4 separate regions of the Homo sapiens genome follow, and all the other regions are linked to region 1. A link is a contact called in ENCODE Hi-C or POLR2A ChIA-PET data. All regions are on one chromosome and are shown on one strand. Each heading gives the region's core, a stretch centred on a gene start or an enhancer-like site at or near the end of the contact. The rest is flanking DNA. Distances are from core to core; before and after follow the strand shown.

Region 1 (6,839 bases), core at 3,757-6,256:
GCTTTCAGTTTACAAGTAGTGGCAAAGTAAATGCTTGGATGTTATGAGGTAGTTGATCTAAATTGTGAGGCTTTCTTAAAGGCACTCCTTTGATCTCATGGAGTGAGAGACTAGAAATCTATTCAACGTATTAAAACTCCTCTCCCAGCAAAATAAAATAAACAAAACATCCTCCTCCTAATGGCTGAAGTTCCATCTAGCTGCTATGGCCATTTTATGGAGCATGGTGCCATCTTGTGGCCACTCTCAAACCACCCATTGTTAATCAAGTGCAATTACAGCATGTTAAGAGTGAAAAGGAAAGCTATTTGGAGCCATGGTCACTTGGGATATTTTCAAATGTTCTCAAAGAACATGACATTTTGGTTACTTTTAGAATTTTATTGACTTTTTTCTTCATAACTTTAAAACAAAAACAGCGCATGAAAACCAGTGTCTTATTCCAAAGTCTCAACTCAGCTGATTGCCAGGTGAACATCACCATCTTACTCCTCTGAATAACTAGACACAAATTACATAGCAAGTTCGAGTTTCTGCCCACCCAAGACACAGCCAGTAATCAGTCACAAACACAGACACAGCCAACTCCAGGGGCTCCAGCTTTCTGCCCATCTTCTCTCAGCAGTTCCTCCCATCTGCTAAGATGCGCCTTCCTGGTGGCTCTCTCTCAAGGTGGGTCAAGGCTGAACAAGACAGAAAAGCACAGTCTAGGTCCACCATCACCTCCCACTGGCCACCAGTTGGCCAGCCAGGAAATCATTTCTGTACATCTTTTGTCTCCCCCTTTTATCTCCCTCTCTCTTCTCCAAAACTTGTTGCTATCTATCACTTTCATGTAACAATGGACTTAGTGTCCATTAAACTGCCTGAGAAGTGGTTTGAGCCTGACATATTTTCCTGAGCTAAAAAAGGAAAAGTACCTCTGTGGCCTTCTTGCCATTAAGATCAAGTAAAAAAGGGACTAGCACTACTGAAAAGGGTCACGCTAGAAAAGCCTTAGAATCCTCTCTCCACCCCGTGAAGGTTTCTCTAGCTGTAGCTCTTAAGGGTACAAGACGGCAAATATTCTGGGGTGAAGGAGGTATAATGGGGAAACACATTTATTTTCCCCTTTTAAACTTCCCTGCTGCCCCAGTCTTTGCCTTCTTCTTAGTGGATCCCTTGGGTTCTGGCTCCTTGCGCTTAGCTGAAGAGAGTGAGCCGGTCACCTTGAAGAAATCATCCAGGCGGCCCTGGGTGCTGCCTTGGCGGCTCTTACTCAGCCTCTTGACCCCACTGCGGATTCGCTCCTCAGAGAACTGCTTTTCACCACACATGAACTTGATCAGCTCTTCTTCATTTGGCTCGCTCCACTTCAGCTCCACAGACTCTGGGTCCAGCACCTCAGGTTCCAAGAAGAGCTGGTGAGCCTCCTTGTGGAGCCAATTTTCTGGCACAGGGTACTTGTTGGGGTCAAGTCGCCGCACGATCTCCTCGATGCTCTTGTGCTTCTGGATGAGGTCCACAGCCCGCTTGGGCCCAATACCCCGGATACTCTCACAGTAGTCACTGCCTAGCAGGATGCACAGATCCACAAACTGTTCCTGGTTCAGGCCCAGCTCCTGCAGAATCCGGCTCAGGTGGAATTCCTGGATTGGCAGCTTTTTGGCTTCACTGGCAGTCAGGTGTCGCATTAGCACAGGGCTGCCGAAGGTGAGGCAGTCCATGTCCTCGGTAGCCGCAGCATAGACTTTGCCAGCCTTCACCAGGGCAGCACAGCTGGCCTCTGCCTCACTGGGTGCATCAAGATAAGGGATGCCCATGAGGCTCAGCAGATGTTTGCACTCATCATTGTGCTGCTTAGTGACCTTCACCAGCCGCTTAGTGAATTTTTCCACCTCCTGCTCGGCCCCAGCAGCCTGAGCCTGCTGCAGCTGCTTCTCTGCCTCAGCCCGCCGCTCACTGCGTTTGGCCAGCTCGCCTGACTTGAGCTGTGGCGGCTTGCCATCAAAGACATACACGGGCTTGATGCCGTTCTCCATCATGCGAATGGTGCGGTAGAACATGCCCATCAGGTGGCTGGTGGTCTCACCCTCCTCATTCTGCAGCACATCCCCACCCTGGCGAACAGCAATCAGGAACTGATAAATGCTCATAGAGGCATCAATGGCCACCTTACGGCCAAAGTAGCTCTTGATGTCATTCTCCCGGATGGCACTGGGGGCCACATCAGCAATTAGTTTGGCCAGGCCTTGAATTCCCATGGCAACACAGAGGAGGGATGACTAAAAAAGAAAGGCAAGTCAGAGACGGAGGAAAGGAGAAAGGTTATAACTGGTGTTATCTCACCAACTTCATGCCTTCAACTAAATTCCACACAACAAAAAGGACACCATGTCAGCACTGCTAAAGATAAAAAGATGAACAAGGTCCCCATTCTCAAAAAACTCAGTCTAGCAGGAGAATTTACTCAATAGTAAGGCTCAACGAGTACCAGAAATTGAACCACGTGCTTAGAGAAATAAGATACTGTTGATATTCTAAGGTAGCAGCATTATTTATTACACAAAAAAAACCTGCAACATAGGTCTCCATCAAGGACCACAGAAGGCCAGGATGCTTGGCCTGGCTTGAGGAGTCCAGGGACCATAATGGCAGACCTGAAAGACAGGCAAATACACCAGCTAAACAAACAGATCTGATTTGTTTTGAGTCTCTGGAGAACCCTGACTAATAAGGCAGCCTTGAAAAAGGATTGCAAACATATCTGAATGGAGGTGATGTGGCTTTCTCACAAGCTTCTCTAAACTCTCTTCATCATCGCCTCAGCACATAAGAGTTTCTACTTTTATTATAATGTTGCTAGAGTTTCAAGTCTTTCCCTTTGCGTTTTCTCGCCACCACTCAGTCTGAAATGTTAACTCCATGGCTCCTCCCCAGGTCCTGATTTAGGGGTCTGGCATGCTGTAGTCACTGGGCTCAAAAGAGTATTGCACTTCAGAGTTCAGTGTTTCCCAGATAGCAGTGTTTCCCAAATCACCCTCACGATTTTTGCTACTTCCAACTAAAACCCGTACTTTCATTCACTTAGAATTTTTTTTAAAAAACTAAACTGGAAAACTCATAAGCAATAATATTTGTGTTCTATTAGTTATATTTTAATATGTATTAAATGTATAACTATTAAAAAGGATTTTTAGGGGGTGCAATTTAAAATCATCTTGCCATCCTGGCCAACACGGTGAAACCCTGTCTCTACTAAAAATACAAAAAAAAAAAAAATTAGCTGGGTGTGGTGGTGTGCACCTGTAATCCCAGCTACTCGGGAGGCTGAGGCAGGAGAATCGCTTGAACCCAGGAGGCAGAGAATGCAGTGAGCCGAGATTGTGCCGCTGCACTCCAGCCTAGCAAGAGAGTGAGACTCCGTCTCAAAAAAATAAAAAACTCATCTTGTGCCCACTGTTGGTATGTGTCCAATACTCCAAGAAATATTCTACTGGGGCCAGGCACAGAGGCTCTGGGCAGTAATCCCAGCACTTTGGGAGGCCGTGGTGGGAGGATCACATGAGCCCAGGAGTTCCAGGCTACAGTGAGCTATGATTGTGCCACCACACTCCAGCCTGGGCAACAGAGCAAGACCCTGTCAAGAAAAGAAAAGAAGACAAAAGAAAAGAGAAAGAAGAAACGAAAGACTCCATCAGGCCTTTTCATTGTTCCCACTCTTTCTTCACAGGGTTCTTTCTAGAGCATCAATGACTGTTCAATTCTTCCTTCTAATTCAGTCCAAACACTTCAGCATGGCATCACGATCTTTCATGTTCTGGTTCCCAACCTAACCCTACATTCTGGGATCTCAACAGAAAGCTGGAATAAGGCCCGCCTTTTCCCACTTTTCCTTAGCTGTGCCCTCCTCTCGCCATCCTCTCACGCGTCCTTCCAGGTCCATCCCTGGATTATTAATCAATTAATAATTAATTGACAATGAATTATTCATTTGATTAATATGAATAATTCCCCTGTGAACTGCAGCGGCAAAAGCTCTGGCCTTGAATCTAGGCGCGGCATTTACCATCCGTGTGACATTACCAAGCCACTGAGGTTTATTTTCTCGTCTACAGAAGAAGAACGATTACCATGCCTGTCTCTCAGGGCTGCTGCCAGGGTTAACTGAGACAACAGACAGAAACCTCTAATGTCCCCTCTCCAGGCCTGTTCAACCCTTCGGCTCTTGCCTCAAGCCGGCCGCGCTGCTGGAGTGTGGACTGAGGACCAGACCATGTAGCCCTTGATCCCCTCACGGCGTCCCACAGACAGGTAGGCAGGAAAGGGGCCTAAACAACTCAAGTGTCAGAAATGTTTCTCGTCCAAGGTCTTAGGAAAAATACAACACGACCCCATAAGGTGGAACTTATTACCGCTTTTCTACAATGGAGGAAAGAGAGGCTCGGAGCTTACGCGACTGGCCCAAGGCTCACAGGGGGAAAAGTGGCGGGACCTCTTGACTGCGAATCCCGCGCACTCCAGACCCCGGCTCCCCACGGCCCCCAGCGCCAAGCGGACCCCGTCGCTCCCGGAGGCGCTTCCCATGGGGTCTCACCTGGCCTTTGGGACACGCGGCCTCGGCGGCTAAAGCTTGGTTCGGGGTTGCCCCGGGCAGGCGGTCCTAAGCTCGCTCTCCCTTCTCAGCTTAGCGGCGGGTGGCCTGACGTTCAGCCGCCTTCCAAAGCCCGCGCTCCCGTCACGTGACCTGCTCGCCACGCACAGCCTCTTGGGGCGCGTAGTGCAGGCTGCGTCCCCTCAGACGGCTGCTCTCATGGCAACCAGTCCCTCCAGGGAGAACAGAGTCTCTCAGCGACCCTGGCGTACCCTTCTCCACCGCTTGTCCCCACTCCACCCACACCAGGTCCCCGCAGGCCCCTGCTCCCTCTACACCCGAAATCGCAGGACTACAAGTCCCTCAATGCCACTTGCGCCGGAGGCACTTCCTTTTCCGGTTGTGCTAGGCGCCTGCTCCTGCCGACGTGTTCTTCCGGTGGCGGAGCGGCGGATTAGCCTTCGCGGGGCAAAATGGTGAGAGCGTTGAGGGGAGTTCCAGACGGAGATGCGAGGACCCCTCGGGGTCTGACCCACACCGCGCTTATCTCCTCAGACGCCGGAGATCCAGAGGGCTAGACGCTCCTGGAACCTCCGGCTTGGGCTGAAGGGTGGGGAAGGGGGAAGCCCCTTGCCATGAACTCCTTAGGTTTCTCAGCTCGCGATTTCTAAGGGCGAGAGGCGTGGGGCGAATTTTGAATACCTTCCAGTTTGTATATCTCTGTTATCGGTGGTGTGTTATCTTTATTTGGAAAGTTCTTCTGCCGAACCCGTGCCCATCCTACAATGCCCTGGGCAAATGTTTATTGGTGAAGCACTTCCAACTCTCAGGCACTTGGCCAGACTTTCCTAGGAGCGCCCACAGCCTCTGTACAGATCTCTGGCCACGTTCCATGGACTTCTTTGTTTTCGGCCACGCCTCCTAGTGACCACCGTCTGACGCGCATCTAGCTCTGGGATGATGTCTATTCATCTTTGTATTCTCAGTGCCAAACAGAGGGCCCGTAATTGGAAGCTCAATAAATGGCAGTGATTGTCTTTATCATTTTGGGGGAAGGGGGCCGTGATTGTTTACTGAATTGAATTCCAGTGTCTCAGAACAATGGGGGCAGTTTACTTCTCTAGAGTTGTTATGTTCTGGATTTTAGAAGCATTGGCTGACCGGTGACAATGAAGTTAACATTTGTACAGATCTTTACGTTTACAGCCCTCTTTCATAAAAGACATTATCTCATCATCTTCCCTACAGCCTTAGGAAGGAAGCAAATACCTGTTGAGCAAAATACTCCCTGCTAGGCACTAGATGCTTTGATTCATCATCTTTCTTATTTTTCAGTTCTGTGAAATAGATATTACAGTCGCTTTACTCAGACTCAGATTACTCAGAACCAGAACTTGAATGTCTTGACCATAGCTCACAAGATTCCATAATAGCATAGGTAGTGAGGAAAATACTGAATTAGAAATTGAGGGCCAGGCGCGGTGGTTCACTCCTGTAATCCCAGCACTTTGGGAGGCTGAGGCGAGCGGATCAGGAGGTCAGAAGTTCAAGACCAGCCTGGCCAGCAAGGTGAAACCCTGTCTCTCCTAAAAATACAAAAAATTAGCCGGGCATGGTGGTTCACGCCTGTAATCCCAGCTGCTCGGGAGGCTGAGGCAGGATAATCACTTGAACCCAGAAGGCGGAGCTTGCAGTGAGCCGAGTTGGCACCACTGCACTCCAGGCACTCCAGCCTGGGCGATAGAGCAAGACTGTCTGGAAAAAAAAAAAAATTGAGCCTGGGCGCGGCAACTCACACCTGTAATCTCAGTACTTTGGGAGGCCGAGGCAGGCAGATCACCTGAGGTCAGGAATTCAAGACCATCCTGGCCAGCATGGCAAAACCCCATCTCTACTAAAAATACAAAAATTAGATGTGGTGGTGCGCACCTGTAATCCTATAGTCCCAGCTACTCGAGAGGCTGAGGTATGAGAATCTCTAGAACCCGGGAGGCAGAGGTTGCAGTGAGCCGAGATCGTGCCACTGCCCTCCAGCCCGGGCGACAGAGTGAGACGCCGTCCAAAAAATGAGACTCCGTCAAAAAAAAAAGATATTGAGATCTGGGTACCACCAGTCAGTGACTTATAGCGGGGGTTCTCAGCTTGGTGTCTATAGACACTGGTCCACAAAGCTCCGGAAATTGTAGGCAAACTTTTTCTTGTATGTGGTTTTTCTCAGGCAGAGAGTTCGTACCTTTAGTCACGTTTTCATAGTGGTCAGATTATT
Region 2 (6,839 bases), core at 2,432-4,931, 360 kb after region 1:
ACTGGGCCCTGACGAATGAATTTTTAACAACCCTCTAAGAGATTCTGATGCAGACTGAAGGCAGGGATTCCTACTTTCTATACTAAAATAACATGATTGAGTAATTTCTACAGAAATGAATGCGGATGGGGAGGACTATCCTCATCAGTACAAGGAAATTGTTCTAATAATTGGGATGTCTTATTATTTTAGCCAAATTTCACCCATTTTTTTCTGTTAGTATCAAGGCAGCATTCCATAAAAGAAACAATAATGGTTGTCACATAGTTCCAGGGAATTGTGTGATACTGGTATGAGTTGTGTTAAATTATCACTGGAGGCCGGGTGCGGTGGCTCACGCCTGTAATCCCAACACTTTGGGAGGCTGAGGTGCGCGGATCACGAGGTCAGGAGATGGAGACCATCCTGGCTAACACAGTGAAACCCCATCTCTACTAAAAATACAAAACATTAGCCAGGCATGGTGGCGGGCGCCTGTAGTCTCAGCTACCCGGGAGGCTGAGGCAGGATAATCGCTTGAACCCAGGAGATGGAGGTTGCAGTGAGCCAAGATCGCGCCACTGCACTCCAGCCTGGCAACAGAGCGAGACTCCGTCTCAAAAAAAAAAAAAAATTAAATTAAAAAAATATATAGAGAGAGACAAGTACAGAATACTATAATACTGTAACTGTGGTATGTAAGTCACTTTTAATTTTGGTATAGAAATTAAAGACAAAGGTATAAAAACAACTATAAAAATTTGTTAATGGAGACAATATAAAAAGATGTAATTTGTGACATCCACAACATACAAGGGGGTCATAAAAGAGCAGAGTTTTTGTATGCAATGGAAATTAAGTTATCAAAACAGATTGTTATGTTTTATATAAGCCACATGGTAACCACAAAGAAATACCTGTGTAAGACACACAAGGAAATGAGAAATTCGTTTCTCAAAGTATGTCACTACAAAAAAAAAAAAGTCAACGAAATATAAAGGATGACAAGAGTGGAAAAGAGGAGCAAAAAGGTTGTAAGACAGAGAACAGTTTACAAAACGGCAACAGCAAGCACAGTTGGCCCTCCGTATCTGTGGGTTCCACACCTGTAAATTCAACCAACTGCACACTCAACCAACTGTGGATCAAAAATATTCAAAAGAAATAAATAATACAACAATTAAAAAACAACTAAGATATAGTATAACAAGCATATACATAGCCTTGACATTGTTTTCGGTATTATAAGTAATCTAGAAATAATTTAAAGGATATGGAAGTATGTGTGTAGATTATATGCAAATACTATGCCATTTTATATAAGAGACTGAGCTTCTGCAGAGTTTGATATCCACAGCGGATCCTACAACAGTCATCCCATGGATACAAAGGGATGATTGTACTTCCCTATTTTATTTATTTTTTGAGACAAGGTCTCACTTCCAATGCCCAGGCTGGAGTGCTGTTGCAAAATCAAGGCTCACCGCAGCCTTGACTTCTCAGACGCACTCCCGCCTCAGCCTCTCAAGTAGCTGGGACTACAGGTGTGTACTACCACACCTGACTAATTTTTTTTAGTAGAAAAGGGGTTTTGCCATGTTGCCCAGGCTGGTCTCGAACTCCAGGACTCACACGATCCACCCACCTCGGCCACTATTTACTTTAGGTATAAATGGATTAAACTCCAGGCCTGGCGCGGTGGCTCACGCCTGTAATCCCAGCACTTTGGGAGGCTGAGGCGGGCAGATCACGAGGTCAGGAGATCGAGACCATCCTGGCTAACACGGTGAAATCTCGTCTCTACTAAAAATACAAAAAATTAGCCAGGCGTGGTGGGGGGCGCCTGTAGTCCCAGCTACTCCTAAACCAGGAGATTGGCGTGAACCCAGGAGGTGGAGCTTGCAGTGAGTCGAGATCATGCCACTGCACTCCAACCTGGGCGACAGAGCGAGACTCTGTCTCAAGAAAATAACATAACATAACATAACCTCCCCAACCAAAAGACATGAAGTGGCTGAATATAATGAATTAAAAAAAAGATTCAACTATATGCCGCACAAGAGACATTTTATTAAAATCTGGAAATCAATGGCAAAAGAAAAGGTGGAAAATTCACAAATATGTGGAAATTAAACAACACACTCTTGAACAATCAATGAGTCAAAGAAGACATCAAAAGGAAAATTAGAAAATATCTTGAGACACGCCGGGAATGGTGGATCACACCAGTAATCCCAGCACTTTTTGGAAAGCTGAGGCAGGAGGATCACTTGAGGCCAGGAGTTTGAGACCAGCCTGGGCAACATAGTGAGAACCTGTCTCTACGAAAAAAAGAAAAAAGAAGGGAAACAACAGGCCGGGCGCGGTGGCTCACGCCTGTAATCTCAGCACTTTGGGAGGCCGAGAAGGACGGATCACCTTAAGTCTGGAGTTCGAGACCTGCCTGGCCAACAAGGTGAAACCCCATCTCTACAAAAATACAAAAATTAGCCAGGCATGATGGCGATGCCTGTAATCCCAGCTACCTGGGAGGCTGAGGCGGAAGAATCGCTTGAACCCGGTAGGTGGAGGTTGCAGTGAGCCAAGTTCGTGCCATTGCACTCCAGCCTGGGCGACAAGAGCAAAACTCCGTCTCAAAAAAAAAAAAGGAAAACAACAAAAAACAAACAAAAAGGAAATATCCTGAGACAAACTAAAACCCAACATATACAAAATTATGAGATGCGACAAAAGCTGTACTAAGAAGGAAGTTTATAGTGTAAACGCCTACATCAAAAAAGAATAAAGATCGAGTCCCTGGGTCTGCAGGAAAAAAAAAAAAGAATAAAGATAGGGATGGGGGTAGGAGGGGAAGATAGAGGCAAAGTTAGTTACTTTATAACAGCAGGCTAGGAAAAAAGAATAATAAGTTCCAGTGTTCTATTACATATTAGAGTGACTACAGCTAATAACACTGTACTGTATATGTCAAGATGCTAGAAAAAGATCTTGAAAAGTTATTACCGTAAATAAATGATAAAGATTTGAGGTGATGGACATGCTAACTACGCTGATTTGATTATTCGATGTACACATGTATTAAAACATTATACTGTACCCCCATAAACACGTACAATTATATGTCAATTATAAACAAACAAAAAGCTGAAGATACTATGTGAAACCACGAAAAGCATTAAAGACTAAAGAACGGGGAGAAGGGGAGCCCAGGGAAGTTGGGCTAATCCCGCCTGGGACGTAGGTGAGAGGCGAATTGGGTCTTGGACGATGACTGATCGTTTAAGCAGATATTTCCAGACCGGCACACAGTAGGCTCACCAAAGAATGGAAGCGACCTTTATTTCCTGAGTTGCAGGATCGGCCTCTCCCTGGGCCTGCCCTTGCCCTGCGCTATCGGGCAGACGAACTCTCCCCAAGATAGAGACCACAGAGGAAGACAAAGGGTAATCCCCGCTGCCGCCCGCCCCGGACGCTAGAACGTTCTCTCTCCTCACCAGCGACGAAGTCGAGAACACTGTAGACACCGCCATTTTCCCCACCTGCACCGGAAACCGGCTGCGCGGGCACTTCCGGGAACTCCTAGCCGCCCGGCCAGCCGACCACGGCAGCCACGGAGGAGCTGAGCCGGAAGGTGCGTCCCTGCGCATGCCGGAAGTGGCGGTGCGTGTGACGCCGGCGGCGGGGGGGGCGGGACCTGGGGCGGAGAGCGGTTCGCGCGCTTCGGGCCTAGTCCGGACTCGCCGCCGCCGCCGCCATATTCCCGGTAACGGGGGCGCGCGGTCGGGGGCAGGTTGGGCCGGAAGAGGGGTCCGGGCCGGCACTGAGGCGGGAAGGGGGTCGGTTGAGATGGGACGGCCGGAGTCTGCGGGCGGAGGGAGTCGCGGGCCTTTTGAGGGAGGAGGCAGAGCGCGCCGGGCCGGGTTTGTCGGGAGGGAGCGGGGCGGGCCTAGCTGGGGGCGAAGAGTAGGCCTGGGTTGGGGGCAGAGGCGGCTGGAGCTGCTTGACACCTGGGGGCTCTGGCCGGAGCCGCCTTGGGGGCTAGGCAGGTGCAGCGGATAGGGGCTGCGGGCTTCGCCGCGGTCATTCTTCGCAACGCCGTCCTAGGGCCACTAGGACCCGAGGGTGGGACTTTTCCGTCGCGCCATAGGCAGCTGCGGCGCAGACGCGGCGCTACCCGGGTCGGGCCCGAGGGTGATGGGCAGCGACCCCCGGCGGCCTGGGAGAGCGGTGGGCGGCGCGAGGCCGGGGGCGGGGCGGAGCGGGTGGGGCCGAGCTGGGGCCGCCAGGATGCTGCGTCTCTGGAGATGGGAGGTTAGCAATCATTACCCTCTTCCCAGCCCAGGACCCTCGTGCCTTCTAATTCTTGCATTTTTCCGAATCCCGCAGTGGCATCTTCCTTACTTTGTCCATCCTCCGGACTCGCGATCTTCCTTCCGGAGCCATGTCAGAAGGAGTGGACTTGATTGATATATATGCTGACGAGGAGTTCAACCAGGTGAGGTGTCATCAGGAGCTTTGGGATTTTCCTTGATCATCTGAGGAATCATTTTCAGCAAACTGGCAGTGGTTTCAAGCTGTACCAGTCCTAGGCTTGAACACGCGTCTATCCGGTCTAAAATTTTTCTCCTGCAGAAACTTTAAAGACTACACTCCATTCCTCTTTATGTTAATTTGAAGCTCCAGGCTTAATTTTAAAGGCTTTGATTTAAGAGCAAATAAAAAGCAGGTGTAATAGAATGGTGAATCAACCTGTGGAATTTACTCCCCAGGAAGCCAAAGGTGGGTGTCAGACTAACCACACTTAAAAATCAAAAGTACATTTGCTACGGTATTCATGAGGACAGTGTTGATACCGGTTCCTTTACATTCTCAACCTGCAGCTGGAGAAGTGTAGTCCCCTCCATCGTGACAGTGCAAAAGCAAAGTAGAAAAGATGACTTTAACATTTAGTTTCAACTCCATTCCAATTAAGTTTTACTTCCTTTTATAAGTAGGTTGACTCCAGTCATGAGAAGTCCACAGGCATTTTGGTATAATAAATTGTATTGGTTACCTTTAGTCTTTCTAGAGGGAATAAAAGAGTAAAGACGTTAGACAAACCAGTTAGAAAACTGATAATAGACCCATGCACATACCCTCAGTTGGATTTGTTTTTATTGTACCAGGGAACATTATACAGAAATTTATCTAGAGCTGGGCAAGGTGGCTCTTGACTGTAATCTCAGCTGCTCTGGAGCCTGAGATGGGAAGATTACTTAAGACCAGAAGTTCAATACCAGCCAGGGCAACATACCAAGACCCAGTCTACAAAAATGTAAAAAAAAACAACAACGAGATATGGTGGCTTGTGCCTGTAGTCCCATCTACTCTGGAGAGTGAGGCAAGAGGTACTCCCTGAGCCCAGGAATTCAAGGCTGCAGTGAGCCATGATTGGGCCGCTGCACTCTATCCTGGGCAACAGAACAAGACCCTGACTCTTAAAAACACAAGAAAAATTCTCTCAAAGAAATAATCTTCCATGCAGTTAAGTTTTTCAGTCTTGAGGTCAATTCTCAAGAATGTTCCAAAATTTCTATTGAAAACGTACTAATATCTTGCCTGGGTTATTTTCAGCACCATTCTATGTAAGTAAGCTGGCTCTTCCCATTTGCATCTTCCAGTGGGTACACATAAGGACCTGGTAAGAGCATGTATTGAATGGGTTAGAAAGGGAAAGTTCCCTGGTTTGACCCTGACTTTGATATGAGGCAACAGAAGAGGCGGATACATGCCATTTATTTTTCACTTGGCATAAGTTTACATGAAAATCTATTTTTTGATGTATTATGGTTTTATAACATGGAAATTATAAACCATACACAAAAGCAGAATAATGTAATGACCTTGTACCCATTATACAGCTTCACCAATTATACTTTTTAATGGCAGGTTTCTTGTCTCTGTTGTGGTTAACTGTGGTCCTTTAAATATAGCTGCTGATTATCTTAAATAGATGAATTTTCCTTTTTTTTTTTTTTTTTTCTTGAGACAGAGTCTCTCTCTGTCACCCAGGCTGGAGTGCAGTGGCGCGATCTCGGCTCACTGCAACCTCTGCCTCCCAGGTTAAAGTGATTCTCCTGCCTCAGCCTCCTGAGTAGCTGGGACTACAGGCGTGGGTCACCTCACCTGGCTAATTTTTGTAATTTTAGTAGAGACGGGGTTTCACCATGTTGGCCAGGTTGGTCTCGAATGCCTGACCTTGTGATCCGCCCGCCTTAGCCTCCCAAAGTTGGGATTACAGGCGTGAGCCACCGTGCATGGCGAAAAAATTTTTTAGTTTTAAATAAGTCCAATAATTATGGATAAAAGAGAAAAGTTCTAGATGTTAATTTAGTTACAAAATCATTGTTTTCCTGAGTTTTCCATATTCATTTGAATCAGACTTTTAATACCTTAAAAAAAAAAACACACAGTCTTGCTGTGTTGCCTAGGCTGGTCTCTCAACTCCTGAGCTCAAGCGATTCTCCCACTTCAGCCTCCCAAACTGTTGGGATTATAGGTGTGAGCCACTCTGCCCAGTTCAGACTTTTTGCAGATTATGTTTTTCCCCCACCAAGATAACAAGAGCGGTCCTTAGTTCTTCTCTTTTTTTTTTTTTTTTTTTTTTTTTTGAGACAGAGTCTCTCTTTGTCGCCAGGCTGGAGAGCAGTGGCACCATCTTGGCTCGCTGCAACCTCCTTTTCCCAGGTTCAAATGATTCTCCTGCCTCAGCCTCCTGAGTAGATGGGACTACAGGCGCGCGCACCGCCATGCCCAGCTAATTTTTGTATTTTTAGTAGAGACGGGGTTTCACCATGTTGGCCAGGATGGTCTCAATCTCT
Region 3 (6,839 bases), core at 2,748-5,247, 350 kb after region 1:
CTATTAGATGTTACTACCAAGTATTACTGAGGGTACAGGGGCTGTACTAAGCTCTCCAGGGGCAGGACTTTATTCAGTCCTTATACCCACACTGTGAGGTCGGGTTCCTTTTCTTTCCTTTCCACAGATGAGAAACAGAAGCTTGGAGAGGTTAAATAATGTGTTTCAGGTCACCCAGCTAATCAATGGGAGCTCCAGGATTCTAGGTTAGGCCTGATTCCTAAACAGCTCCCCTTAACTACTCTGTTCTATTTCCCCTAAACACGTGTTCCAGGGCATCACCAGAGGAGAATATTTTATTAAATATTAGCCAAATCACCTGAATCCACTGAGAAACAGAATGTACATCTTAACGTTCTCACTTGCTGAAAGTTCCATGCTGTGATGTGTTGTTACAGAAAATGATATATCCACCCTCCCCCACTTTTTTCCTTTTATACTCTAATCTCATGACAGATTATACAATCCCCTTCTTAAAGAAACATTCTCCTTTTTGAAAGGAATATTTGGCACTTTGGGAGGCTGAGGCAGGCGGATCACATGAGGCCTGTAGTTCGAGACCAGTCTGTCCAACATGGTGAAACTCCGTCTCTACTAAAAACACAAAAATTGGCCAGGCATGGTAGCGTGCACCTGTAATCCCAGCTACTAGGGTGGCTGAGGCATGGAATCGCTTGAACCCAGGCAGAGCTTGCAGTGAGGGGAGATCCTGCCACTGCACTCCAGCCTGGGTGACAGTGAGACCCTGTCTCAAAAAAAAAAAAAAAAAAAGGAGTATCTGGGGTCTGAGATCCGGGATCCAACAAAAGGCTTTTAACTCTTCTTTTGCAGCTATAGGTGATGATAAATCTACCCATCTCCTTTAAAGACTGATGTTGTCCTGGATAGCTTAAACTTTCTACCACCCCTCTAACAAACTGCTAACAACACTTGTTTCTTAAGCCACAAAAAGTACTGCTGGCCTGAAGCCACCTATCCCACCAATGCCATCTTCCCTGACAGGAAAATTCGAACACCACTCCTCATTCCCAGAGGGTTCACTGGGAAACTGAGGTGTCAGGAGTTAGTTTCACTGGGTACTGATCAGTGTCATCAACTTGATAGCTGCGGGATGGTGAGTCCACTGTCCTCAGATACTACAGAACATACTATTAAGTGGGGCTGTCAGCTCAAAAATCTCACAGACCTGCTTGCCATCTACAGCTGTTTAGCTTATCATTAAACCTTCCTCTCTTTGTCTAGCCACAAATAGCTGCAGATGGACTGAAGGATAAATGAGAGACCCCAACTATCCCATCGGAATCTTTTCCCAGTGATGTTTAAAAATATGAACCAGGTCTGTATTGGTGCCACCCTGGCTGGAGCAGAAGACATACCAGATGACCTCCAGATAACACTCAAAGCCAGTAAGAGTGCTTCTACAATGACCCCCAAAAGACACACTCTGTCTAAGGCACAGAAAGCTCCAGCACAAGGTGTTTGGCTTATGGATTTTTAAGACTTAGGATGATTAAAAGGAAACGATGGAAAGAGAACAGCCTTTCCTGACCCAATTTAAGGTGTCACGTGGAGAGCCTGTGCAGGACTCACAAGACCACTTGAGTCGGTCAGGACAGGGCCAGACGCTCATATGCCCCACACAGGCTCTGAATGAGGTCAGTAAGCAGGGATGTGTCAAAGTAAAAGGAATGAGTCTAGCTTCTGTGCATTAGCGATCCTTCGGGGGCTGCTGGCCCTTGCTATATGTTTATTAATTCCTAAAAAAATGCACTGTGGCCGGCCTAGTTTTACTTAATGCCTAATAAAGGGAAAAACTGTTTACATAGCATCCCTGGGCCTGACAACTGAGCAGGTGAACTTAGCAAGATCCTTCACTTTCAAAGATGACACAATCCAGCAGCCTGGGAGGAAAACAATTCCTCTAGAAGCATGCCATTCCCAGGTGAAAGCGGCAGCAATTGAACATTGTGTTAAATAAGACAAAATCAGGATAAGAAGGGATCAAACCCGAGGGGGAGAAAAGTTCCAACTACATCCTTGGCTACTGGGGTTTGTTGCATAACGTGCAAAGGATAAATGGGTAAGTCACCGCCCAATTCATGTGCACTTCGTACAGTCCAGATCTATGTCTATATATAAACTCCCGGCCTGCTTAACATTCTCCCCAGGGTACATAAATGCAGCCCGAGAGAATAGCCAGAGTCTTCAGCAAGCTCCCAGGGAGACGTCTCCTTCCTCGCCTGCCCTGCTTCTGCGAGTCTCACTTCCATTCCTTGCTTAGGGGAGAGTGCTAGATTTTTCCATCAAAGGTCTTGTCACCAGGGTCTGTTTTCTCTCTCGTCTTCACTGGGAGGTAAGACATTCTGTGGTTCTATTAATAGGCTCAGCTTTCTGACCTGCAGATGAGAAACCCTGGATGTAGCTATGGTGACCTCATTGATATGCCAGGCAATTTGTGTTAGGGACAGGTTTTAAGTCTCAGACTGAGGCTATGACTAAATGCTGACATTCATATCTAGAGTACATACTGTGCAAGTTACCATGTAAGAGCTTTGTGTGTTTCATCTCATCAACTAGCTGAGACAGGAAGCATTGTCATCCCCATTTTATAGATGAGGCAACTGAGGCTCAGGTCAATTCATGTATCCAGCAGGTAAGCAGCAGAGCCAGGATTTAAATGTGTAACCAGTGCACTGCGCTGCTTCCTCACAGAAGCTTCACTGGGTGATCAAGTTCAGATCTACTCACTTGGCGAAGCACCTGGCAGATTCCTACCCACCATGTAACACAGAGGTCATGTCTCAGAACTGTCACATCTATTTGCCACAGCTTTCCCAAACAGAGACTTCTATTAAATTTCCAGCAGTAAGGCAGTGTGTTCTAGTAGAAAGTTCAAGAGCTTTGGAGGCAGACTGAGCTATACTAAATTCTGCTTTTTCGACTCAATAGCTACCTGACCTTGGACAAATTACTTCCTCTCTCTGAGCCCACTTTCTTATGTATAAAATACAGGTAACACCACTAGTCTAGAGTGCTGTGAGGCTTAACTGTGATTACGTAAAGGCTAGATCTCTTCCCTTCCCTCCTGAGCCACCAGGGATACTGAAGAGCAGGCAGGAACCATGAGGTGGCTCTGTAGGAACCCTGGAGCTCAACAATGCTGGAAACATGTGCGTGTGTAGTCCCTGTGTGCGGCTCCTATAATCACCAACCACCTGCTCATCAAATCTGGCCGACCTTCTTCTAGTCAACACCTTTAGATGCACCTGGTCCAGTCTGGGTGACTGATTCTACTGCCTAGATTACAGCTCTGAGGGCAAAACCCCTCCAGGGAGGGCACCACTAGCAACACAGAAGTCACACAGCCCTAGAGCTTTTAAAAACACTTCTAACTAATTCATTCTAATATATTATTTCTTATGTATTATTATTTAGTCAACTAATTGTGAAGACTGTAGGAATGAGGGGGAAAGTTTTCTATAGTGCTACATGAAAATAAAACCTGTAATTGTGAACTTGTAAAACTCTATAAACATGACTATGGGTTATATGAAAATAGACAAAATTAAAATTAATTGTGAGGGCTGGGAAATTGTAAATTTCCTTTTTTCAGTATGCTTTAATAATTCTCTTTCAAATTACAAAGTGCACGTTTTAAAGAAAGCCCAATGATGAAGATGTTGACTCCTAAGCAGTGTGCCCACACCACTCCTGCCTGTGGCCCTCATTCTGCCTGCTGTGCCTTTGAAGGATTCAGCTCAGGAGGCTGGGATCAGCTTCCCTTCGCAGAAGGAGCCATACCAGGTTGGAAGTGGGGAGTTCCACTTCAACAAAGCCCTGGGCCACTGAGGGCGGGGAGCTGCAGGGAGGGCGGGAGGCTTTCCATACAGCACGCACAGCTGGCTGCCTCTTTTCTTTGAGTACACTTGGGCTGAGGCAATGAGCAAGCACAACTGCTTCGCCTGCAGTGCCCTCTCGTGGCAGACTTGCCTCTAGAGATAGCAGCCAGGCAAAGCCTGCATGCCAGCGCTGCTGACAAATCACTTTTGAGGCTCAGAGCTGAACAAAAAAGTATGAGAATGAGTCACATTGTGCATTTACATGTATGTCCTAGGAGAGGGTTATGTCCATCACTTGAGGCAGGACCAGTGGTCTGGGGTAGGGCAGCTGGGCATCTAAGAAGCCGGAAGCAAGGCTAACGTCCATCATAAGTAGTTACCATCCACAGACTGAACCCCCATGCCAGGCCGTGGAGCACAGCTCAACGTGGCTTTTCAAAGAGGTACTCAAGATCTGGGGCACGCAGTCTCTGCTCTTTGTTTTTGTTTTTAGCAAAGTCTCTCAGCAGGGCCATGACTTCATTTTCAAATATTTCTGGGGCTGGTTTAGCTTCTGCAAGAGAAGAGTGGGCAGAAAAAATTATGCCATAGTCAGTCAATGCTCAGGTATGAGAATCTTAAAACTCGAAACACTGGCCAAGAACCACAGATGGATATATAGACTGTCTCCATCCTTCTTCTAAATATACACGATGTTAGCCTATACCAGGGGGTGGCAAACTGTGTGAGCCTATATTTGCAAGTCGTTTTATTGGAACAGCTGCTCCCAATGGTTTACATATTACCCATGCTCCTTTTGTGTTATGACAGCAGAATTGGGTACTTGCAACAGAGACCATATGACTACAAGTAAAATACTTACTATCTGGTCCTTTATGAACAAGTTTGCTGACCCCTGGCCCGCACAATCTTGGCTGTACTATTTTGCTTTGCATTTGGCAATTCCATTGTTCCCCAGACATTGTGTTTTCCCTTGCAATGTATATATCTCTTGAAACAAAAGCTCTCTCCTTTGTCTATCAGTTAGAGGTCCTCAGTTTTAAGAGACAGAAACTAATAACTCTAGTAAACTTAAGCAAAAAGGAATTTATTGGAAGGATATTGGAGGCACACAGAACTGTCATGAGCCTAAAGAACCAGATTTCAGTGAACGGGCAACATAGGCACTGAGTCAGAAGAATGAGAAGGCCAGCCTCAGTCTACGGCAGTGGGTCTGGCAGTGTGCTGCTCCCCCTGACCTTTCTCTACACCCTTGGGACACTTATTTAAGATGCCAATTACAAGCAAAGCCTCCCACTGCCAAAGCCGAGGCAATGTGCTCCAGAATTACCCTTCCACCAACACTAGGTACGACGCCAGGAGAGAGAATTCCTCAAAACCAAGTCAGATTCTCCCTTACTCAGCACAGGGCCTGGCATCTAGTGAGGGCTCTGTTTTCATGTGACAATCAACATAAGATCAAAGAGGTTTTGGCTTCCCCCAAGAAAGTAGAAAGTTGGAAAGAATATTGCACTCACTGTAACAACAAGAAAAAGCCAGATAAATTACAAATATTATGACTTTTCTCAAAGATATCAGAGAACTGAGGTCACGAGGCAACCCAACAGACGAAACCTAAGGAAAAAGAGGCCCTTCAAAGGAGAAACGAGAGCCATGCACTTGCTCACCTGTGGCAGGCACAGGAAGAAGAGACACTGGACATCATACAAATGGGTAAAAGGAATTCAGCTAAAAAAATTTTTTTTTTTGTTTGAGACGAGTCTCACTCTGTCGCCCAGGCTGGAGTGCAGTGGTGCGATCTGGACTCACTGCAAGCTCCACCTCCTGGGCTCACGCCATTCTCCCGCCTCAGCCTCCCGAGTAGCTGGCACCACAGGCGCCCGCCACCACGCTCGGCTGATTTTTTGTAATTTTTTTTTTTTTAGTAGAGATGGGGTTTCACTGTGTTAGTCAGGCTGGTCTTGGTCTCCTGACCTTGTGATCCGCCCACCTCTGCCTCCCAAAGTGCTGGGATCACAGGCGTGAGCCACCACGCCCAGCCAAAAAAATTTGTTTTAAATTAATACAGACAGGGCCAGCCTTATGTTGCCCAGGGGAGACTGCAGTGGCTAGTCAGAGGTGCAATTCCACCACTGATCAGCACAGGAATTTCGACCTGTCCCATTTCCAGCGTGGGCTGGTTCACCCCTCCTTAGGGAATCGGGTGGTCCCCTGCTTCTGAGAGGTCAACATACTGTTGCCAACTTTACAGCAGACACCTGATTGGTATAGAGCACTGCAGCCAAGAATTCCTGGGCTCCAGCGATCCTGCTGCCTCAGCCTCCAGGGCAGCTGGGACTGCAGGCCTGTGCCACTAAAATTTGCAATGAATTGTTAAAAGCCAAGTGTGGGCTAGCATGAGTGTATAAAACCACAGACACAGGCTGGGCACAGTGGCTCACGCCTGTAATCCCAGCACTTTGGGAGGCCGAGGCGGGTGGATCACGAGGTCAGGAGATCAAGACCATCCTGGCTAAAACGGTGAAACCCCGTCTCTACTGAAAATACAAAAAATTAGCCGGGCGTGGTGGCGGGCGCCTGTAGTCCCAGCTACTCGGGATGCTGAGGCAGCAGAATGGCATGAACCCAAGAGGCAGAGCTTGCAGTGAGCCGATATCGCGCCACTGCCTCCAGTCTGGGTGACAGAGTGAGACTCCGTCTCAAAAAAAAAAAAAATTAGCCAGGTGTGGTGGCACGTGATTGTAGTCTCAGCTACTCAGGAGGCTGAGGCAGGAGAATCGCTTGAACCTGGGAGGTGGAGGTTGCAGTGAGCCGAGAGGGTGCCACTGCACTCCAGCCTGGGCGACAGAGCCAGCTTCCACTCTAAGCACACGTTAACGCTAGACACTAGTAATGCAATGAAGGTAACCAAAGCAAAAACAACCCAAGCTGAGCTTACCTCCCAACTCACTGACTTGATCCCCACACTAACAGTAAAGTAGAAGAAGCATCCCCAATTGT
Region 4 (6,839 bases), core at 24-2,523, 280 kb after region 1:
CCCTGCCTGTGCCCGGCAACTCGCCAAAAGTAGCCGTTCCATTGACCTAAGTAGGGACCCACCAGTCCCGCAGGCCTAACCAGCCAAAGCTTCCTAGAGCCCCTCCTCTCAGAGTGGCTGAAGCCCATCAGCCAGAACATAGGCTCAGGTGCCCAGTCCTGGAGCGGCTTCCAGGGCGCGGAAGCTGCCCCCGGGGGCGCCCAGAGCCCGGGAACCAGCGCCGCCTATGAGCAGGTCTTCCTCCTCCTCATCCTCAAAGGCCCGCGCTGGGCGCCGGGGCGGAGGCCGGGGCGTGGGCTCGTCGCGCTCCGCCATGCGCTCGACGGCGCCCTCGCCCACGAGGAACACGGTGTCCGCGACGCGCGGGGGCCCGGTGACGGGGTTGTGGTCGTAGGAGAAGACGCGCAGCGCGCGCAGCGGGTGCAGGTCGGGGAAGCCGCCCAGGCGGTTGCGGTCGAGGTCGAGGATGTGCAGGCGGCCCATGCGCAGCAGCGCGGGCGGGAACTCCTCGAAGCGGTTGCCGTAGAGCCAGAGGCCGCGCAAGCCCGTCATGCGCGGCAGCTCGGCCGGCAGCGCGCGCAGCCGGTTGTCGCCCATCTGGAGCGACTGCAGCGCCACCAGGCGCAGCAGCGGCCGCGGGAAGCGCCGCAAGAAGTTGCCCTCGATCCAGAGGCAGCGCAGGCTCTGCAACTGCGCGAAGTCGGCGGGCAGCGCCAGCAGCCGGTTGCCGCCCAGATAGAGGCGCGTGAGGCGCGGCAGGCGGCACAGGCCGTCAGGCAGTCGCTCGAGCTTGTTGAAGTCCAGCGCCAGGATGCGCAGCTCGCGCAGCTCCTCGATCTCCTCCGGCAGCTCGCGCAGCCCCGTGCCGCTCACATACAGCTTCTGCAGGCGGCTCAGCGCGCACACTGCGCTGGGCAGCCGCCGCAACCGCCGCCCGCTCAGCTCCAGCTGCTGGTCGCCGCTGCGCAGCTGCTCCTCTGCGTCCGACGGCAGCTCATCCGGCGTGGACTCGGCGATGCCCATGGTCACGGGCCCCGGCCGGGGCCGCCGCCACTGCCACCGCCAGGCATCGCCCCGCCCCGGCCGCCCCCCAGCCGCCCCGACGGTGCCGGAGCCGCGCCGGCCCCCGGGCCCCCCGCCCCGGCCTTCCCCCGCGCCGGGAGGGGGGCCGTGCGGGGCCGGGAGGAGGCACCCACTTGGGGCACCGCCGCCGCGCGCCGCGCTCCACCGCCCGCCCTCGGGCCTCCCCCGTTGCCTCCGCCGGAGGCCGACTGGCTAGGGTTCGCGCTGACTCGCAGCTTAGCGACCCGTCGCCCTGGCAACCCCGACGCGCGTGCGGCTGCCAATGAGGCGGAGGGAGGGCGGGGCGGGGCGGGGCCAAGGCGCCACCCTAGTGGGGTCCCAGCGCCGGAGCCCGCCCCCTACCTGCCCATCCAGCCCACCGCGGAGCAAGCACAAGCCGAGAGATTCCCCGCCCCGGCCAAGCCTGGCACTGAGACCCGACGCCCGACGCTGTTTGGTGTGCGGTTGTGTGCGCCCCAGAGCCGCGGGTCCAAGAAGGCGAAGGAAACGCTGGCGGTGGATCAAAGACTCTGGACTAGAGGCTCACAAGGAGGGGCTGAGGGGCGCGGTCACTGCGAGCCATTCACGTCCAGCGGCGTGCGGCCGGCCTACCTGCTGGGATCACTTCAGTGTAGTAACTCGAAACAGTGTTACTGTCCGGCCCTTTTCACATCTGCTGGTTTTACCGGGCCCCAGGGCTTGGCTCCGCCCCGCCTAATTGCCCTACAGCTTCCTCATTGCTACACTCACACCCCTCTCTCCTGCCAGGATCCCTCCACCGACGCTCAAAGTCTGTGTGTGGCTGCGGTGGACAGAGGACTGGGACACGTGAACGCCTTTGAGCCACCAATCATGGCCACTCTCATTCCATGACTCTTCTTCCTTCGCCTGCTACCACCAGCAGCAGTTCCCCCCTGCCTTCTCCCCCCACCTCCCATCCGGAGCCCTCCTGCGGGAGCTCCTGGCAGAAAAGCACTGGCTGTCACTGGCTTCGAGCCCACGTGTGCCCAGCACTATGCTGAAAGCATTGCGTTGAGTCCTTGGCACAGCCTATGAGGTAGACACCCTCATCACCCCGATTTTAAAGATGGAGAAACTGAGGGTCAAAGAGACATGACTTGAGCTGGGTCAGTCTGAGCTGAGTGAAGTGCCCAAGGTCACCCAGCTGATGAGCAGCTGGATTCGAAGCCAGGTAGTGTGACTCCAGAGCCTGTGTTCCTAACCATAAACCATACCGATAGATGGAAACAAGGTTCACTCCACCTCCAGCAATGAATTTTCTCACAACAGAGCCTCTGATTCTCTGGACAAAGCTACAAAGACAGCACTATAATCCCACATGAAAGATGAGAGAAGTGGCCTCGCGGGGATTAGGCACCCTGCTTACGGTCACACAATGCATAGAGGTTGCAGCCCGGGAGCCAAATTTTCGGGCTCCAAGCCTCCTGCCTCCTGCCTTCTCTTGAACCCGGCTGGTGTGACCCATGTAACTGGCTGAGTGGACTGACTTCAGGAGAGCACGCTGCCCTTTGGCCCACCCCCATTGCCATCCCCACTGCAGGGGAAGGGGGATGGAAGACAGCCCAAGGGCAGAGAGCAGTTGCCAATGCAACGGGAGGAAGGGAACCATCCCCACTGGAAAGTAAGCTGCCCAGCCAGGGAGGTTTGGGCATCTCCTTCCCTGCTGGCACAGGCTCTAGAGCATACAGTAGACATTCCATGCAAATTTTTATTTATTTATTTATTTATTTATTTATTTATTTATTTATTTAGAGACAGAGTTTTGCTCTTGTTGCATAGGTTGGAGTGCAATGGCGTGATCTTGGCTCACTGCAACCTCCGCCTCGCCTCCTGGGTTCAAGCGATTCTCTTGCCTCAGCCTCCCAAGTAGCTGAGATTACAGGTGCCCACCACCACGCCCAGCTAATTTTTGTATTTTAGAAGAGACAGGGGTTCACCATGTTGGTCAGGCTGGTCTCGAACTCCTGATCTCAGGTGATCCACCTGCCTCAGCCTCCCAAAGTGCTGGAATTATAGGCATGAGCCACTGCGCCTTGCTGAAAAAAACTTAACAAAAAAAGTGGAGGCAAACATTGCATACAGTGAAATGCATAGATCGTAAGTGTCTTCTTGGATGCGTTTTGACAAATGTACACACCCCTGTCCCATTTCCATCAACCCAAGAGTTCTCTCAAGCCTCTTGCGGTCAATCCCCACCTCACAGAGGCAACTATGATCCTGACCTCTATCCTTATGGATCAGTTTTCCCTGTTCTTGAATTTCACACAAATGAAATTATTCAGCACATGCTTTTTTTCAGATAATATATATTTGTTGGATACATGAATGAAAGGACAGAGCAATAGCAATTCTAATATGGCAAGAGGTGTTAGGGGGCGGACAGATGATGGGGGGACACAGAGGCAGATGTTGCTCTGAGCCACGAACCAGCCATGCACCCCCATCCTGGGAGAGACTGGCAAAACGAAAGCAGGAATCCAGGCCAAGGTAGAGGACCCAGGTGGAACCCAGACACCAGACCTAGGGTATAGGAGTCTCAGCCCCAACCGGAGGGGCTTCAGGCTCCTCCCAGATGTCACTTAAGTTCCAATCCAGCTCTCTCCCTTCTACTCATTCGGGAGGACTTCTTGGAAGAGGTAAGTCTCTCAGAGACCAGAAAGGTAGGGAATACCCAGCCAGGCTAATGGGATGAGGATGAGTCCCTCCCCCCACCCCCAAGCAGTTTGAGGGAACATTGGCTGTGGAGGAGGAGGCTCAGCAGCCCAGCCTCGCCACATGCTCAGGCTGGCACCCAGCGCCAGGCTGCCCTCTTGGGCTCCATCAGCACAGGCAGCACCACATGAGCCCACATGAGCCTCTCCACCCCGGCACCAGCCTGGCAGAGCTTCCTGGGGCCGAGAGCATGGAGGACCAGCCCTCTTCTTTCTCAGAGTCTTTTTCTTGCTCTCGGCAGATCCTGTACCTTCACCTCCCACCAGGCCCTTCTCAGTGGGTAAAGGTAAAATGTGCTGGCGTTCCAGGCCCACGCAGGCTGGCAGTGGGGCAATCATCATGATGAATCACGCTGGCACTGCAGGCACCCGGTCCTTGTTGAGGCGTAACTAATGAATTAGCTTCACCCCCAGCACGGGGCCTCTCAGCCTTTCCCCACTTCCCAGGAAGGCAGGAAACTGAGACCTGGGAGGGGGAAGCAGGGGAGGAGAGAGGACTCTGTCAGCTCCAGGCATGGGTCCCAGACCCTGGCCAGCCCCTCTGCCCCCACACACACTGCAAAAACACCCAAAGTGCAGGTCCCCCAGGGCCCCAGAAACTGCCTCTCTGTTACTAATCATGAGCTATAACTATTAGTGCCCACCCCCAACTCTGTATTTTTTAAAGGATTTCTTAAAATATAGGAAAAGTGTGGCGCTGTGATAAACACCCCCATGCCCAGTACCCAGCATTGACAATTGTTCACATTTCATCAAACTTGCTTTAAACCTATTTTCTTTTAAATAAAAGGAAGAAAACGGCACACGTAATATACAAGTCTCCTTTGTCTCCCCTCCAATGTCCCCATAGGCACTACCGCCCCCTCCACACTGACCCTGCCAAAGTCCCCTCTGGATTCCCCTCCCTGCCTTGGGGCCAGGACCCCCCTGGCTGCTGAATAAGATGATGGGATCTTAGCATCCTAGGTTCTTAGAAAACAAGGATTCAAACCTATTAGAGCCAACTATACGATGTCAGAGCTGGAAGGGTGCTTAGCGCCTCTGGGAGGTCACAGGCTCTCTTCAATGTCTGCAAGAAGGTAGGGACCCTTGTTCCAGAAAAATGCATGGAGGCAGAGACTCACCCAATGATGTACGCAATTCCCAGGGGTTCATGGTCTCTTGGGTGTCTAGGCCAACCCATTCATTTGGCAAAAAAGGAAAGCGATGATGTCCTCACCTCATGGCCCACTCCCCTTTCCTGCATCAGCCAGAACTTCAGTTCCTGCCATCTTTCAGGTATTCATTCAACAAACCTTAAGCACCTACTTCTATGCCTAGGCACTGGGGATTACTATGAATGTAAACATAATAGACAAACCCCCTGCCTTTGTGGAACTTATATTCATGCGAGTGGAGATCATCAACAAAACACGTGTCAGGTCATGATCAGGCTACGGAAGAAATAAAGCAGGGAAAAGAAAGGAGGAGGACTGGCCGGGCATGTTGGCTCACACCTGTAATTTCAGTACTTTGGGAGGCCAAGGTAGGTGGATCACTTGAAGCAAGGACTTCAGGACTAACCTGGCCAACATGGTGAAAGTCCATCTCTATTAATAAAAAAATTTTAATTTTAATTTTAATTTTAAAAAAAGAGAGAGGAGGACTGAGAAATGTGTGGGGGGTGGGGAGGGGCTGTCCTTTAAAACTGAGTGGCTAAGGCCGGGCACGATGGCTCATGCCTGTAATCCTAGCACTTTGGGAGGCCGAGGCGGGCAGATCACCTGAGGTCAGGGGGTCGAGGCCAGCCTGACCAACATGGTGAAACTCTGTCTCTACTAAAAGTACAAAAATTAGCCAGGGTGGTGGTGGGTGCCTGTAATCCCAGCTACTTGGGAGGCTGAGGCAGGAGAATTGCTTGAACCCGGGAGGCAGAGGTTGCAGTGAGCTGAGATTGCCCGTTGCACTCCAGCCTGGGCAACAGATCTGGACTCTGTCTAAAAAAAAAAAACAAAAAAACATCTGAGTGGCCAAAGGAGGTCTCATTGAGACCATGGCATTGAGCAAAGATGGCAGGGTACACTCCTGGCAGTGGAGATGGCAGTGCCAAGCCCCTAGGGCAAGAGTATGCCTGGGACTTTGGGAGCAGCAAGGGGCCCAGCCCAGGGAGCAAGGGGAAGCATGGTGGTCCAGGAGATCAGAGACAGAAAGTAAGGACTGGGCAGGCCGAGGAGGGCCCCTGTCCTTCATGAGGACTTTGGCTTTGACTCTAGGTGACAGGTCATCCGGGAATTTTGCACAGAGGACACATGTTTTAACAGGATCCCTTTGGCTATGGCTGCAGGATATGGGGGGGTATGTGTGTGTGTGTGCACGCACACGTGTGTGCATGCGTGTACGTGTGTGCGTGCATGCGTGCATGCATGTGTATGTGTGTGTGTTGGGGAAAGGGTTTTGTGCAACTTTAACCTCTCTCCTCTTGGTTCTCTCCCACAGGATAATGCTAGCTGTCGTTTACTCAGCACATACAGGTTGTCAAATTTATTCTTCACAACAGCTCTGCCGAGCAGGTACTATACTCTCCACCACCCTCTGGCTCTACAGATGAAGAAACAGATTAGATTCAGAGAGGTTAAGTAGTTTGAGTTTCAGTGTGGTTAAACAGCCACTGCCAAGCTACAAGGTCACACAGCCGGTAAGGGGCGGAGCCAGGATTCAAACCCAGTCCATCTTATTGCAAAGCCCGGGCTTTGTCGACGATGTCTCATTGACTCTGTGGTCTAGGAGAAATTAGAGAAACCACCCTGGGTGCTCAAACGCTCACCTCCATCCTGCAAACAGCAAAAATATTTCTAGGGGTGCCCTGCTTGGAGGTTTTGATGTTGTCAGAGAGGACAAGAGTGGCTATGAGCCACACCACTTCCCCTTTCCCATCCCAGGCCCCAGGGCTCATATGTTTGCCTAACTAGGGGGTATCCTGAAATCCACAGGGCAAGCCTAGGAACCCCAAATCAGGTCCCACAAGACAGAACAAAGAGGTCCCCAGGTCCTGGGTCATCCTAGGCC

Evidence for each region. A loop is a pair of places that touch in the nucleus more often than their neighbours do. ChIA-PET counts read pairs that join two places held with the same protein, here RNA polymerase II (POLR2A). Pooled maps may share reads with other maps.
Region 2: a map of CD4-positive, alpha-beta T cell shows a loop between it and region 1 (6-fold over the local background). The contact joins the promoter of CPSF7 here to the promoter of TMEM258 in region 1. A Hi-C loop is called at or near these places in 2 of 168 maps with a recorded cell type or tissue (CD4-positive, alpha-beta T cell and naive thymus-derived CD4-positive, alpha-beta T cell), 3 of 37 single-sample maps with no recorded cell type and 12 of 50 pooled maps. POLR2A ChIA-PET finds 5 or more read pairs at or near these places in 3 of 52 experiments (GM10248 and WTC11).
Region 3: a loop to region 1 is called in a pooled map, with 2.7 times the contacts of the local background. The contact joins the enhancer-like site here to the promoter of TMEM258 in region 1. A Hi-C loop is called at or near these places in 1 of 168 maps with a recorded cell type or tissue (CD4-positive, alpha-beta T cell), 3 of 37 single-sample maps with no recorded cell type and 10 of 50 pooled maps. POLR2A ChIA-PET finds 5 or more read pairs at or near these places in 1 of 52 experiments (WTC11).
Region 4: a loop to region 1 is called in a pooled map, with 8 times the contacts of the local background. The contact joins the promoter of LRRC10B here to the promoter of TMEM258 in region 1. A Hi-C loop is called at or near these places in 5 of 50 pooled maps. POLR2A ChIA-PET finds 5 or more read pairs at or near these places in 2 of 52 experiments (OCI-LY7 and RWPE1).

The regions. Positions count from the first base shown.
Region 1 is chr11:61,790,766-61,797,604 of GRCh38, reverse strand. TMEM258 (transmembrane protein 258) reads left to right here and starts at 5,006. Exons shown (of 4, transcript NM_014206.4): 1 at 5,006-5,049. The coding sequence starts at 5,047. It overlaps FEN1 (flap structure-specific endonuclease 1), which reads right to left and starts at 4,694. Exons shown (of 2, transcript NM_004111.6): 1 at 4,577-4,694; 2 at 367-2,264. The coding sequence starts at 2,243. The coding sequence ends at 1,101. It overlaps MIR611 (microRNA 611), which reads left to right and starts at 5,044; the gene lies at 5,044-5,110. RefSeq lists enhancers at 1,759-2,259, 3,805-4,780, 4,694-4,988, 4,781-5,758.
Region 2 is chr11:61,426,817-61,433,655 of GRCh38, reverse strand. It overlaps CPSF7 (cleavage and polyadenylation specific factor 7), which reads left to right and starts at 3,681. Exons shown (of 10, transcript NM_001142565.3): 1 at 3,681-3,742; 2 at 4,366-4,474. The coding sequence starts at 4,421. SDHAF2 (succinate dehydrogenase complex assembly factor 2) reads right to left here and starts at 3,532. Exons shown (of 4, transcript NM_017841.4): 1 at 3,474-3,532. The coding sequence starts at 3,509. RefSeq lists enhancers at 3,402-3,461, 3,818-4,466 and silencers at 3,408-3,743, 3,602-3,771, 3,882-4,311.
Region 3 is chr11:61,443,494-61,450,332 of GRCh38, reverse strand. It overlaps SDHAF2 (succinate dehydrogenase complex assembly factor 2), which reads right to left. Exons shown (of 4, transcript NM_017841.4): 4 at 3,600-4,392. The coding sequence ends at 4,262. It also overlaps the pseudogene RN7SL23P. Among named protein-coding and RNA genes, the nearest start is that of SDHAF2, 17 kb to the right of the region's middle. RefSeq lists an enhancer at 3,244-3,991. Within about 2 kb of position 3,997, at least 16 of the 41 ENCODE cell types and tissues checked have a DNase peak (open chromatin) inside an H3K27ac peak, as active enhancers do.
Region 4 is chr11:61,503,183-61,510,021 of GRCh38, reverse strand. It overlaps LRRC10B (leucine rich repeat containing 10B), which reads right to left and starts at 1,273. Exons shown (of 1, transcript NM_001145077.2): 1 at 1-1,273. The coding sequence starts at 1,023. The coding sequence ends at 145. MIR4488 (microRNA 4488) reads right to left here and starts at 1,426; the gene lies at 1,365-1,426. It overlaps LOC105369329 (a long non-coding RNA gene), which reads right to left. Exons shown (of 3, transcript NR_188527.1): 3 at 3,373-4,260.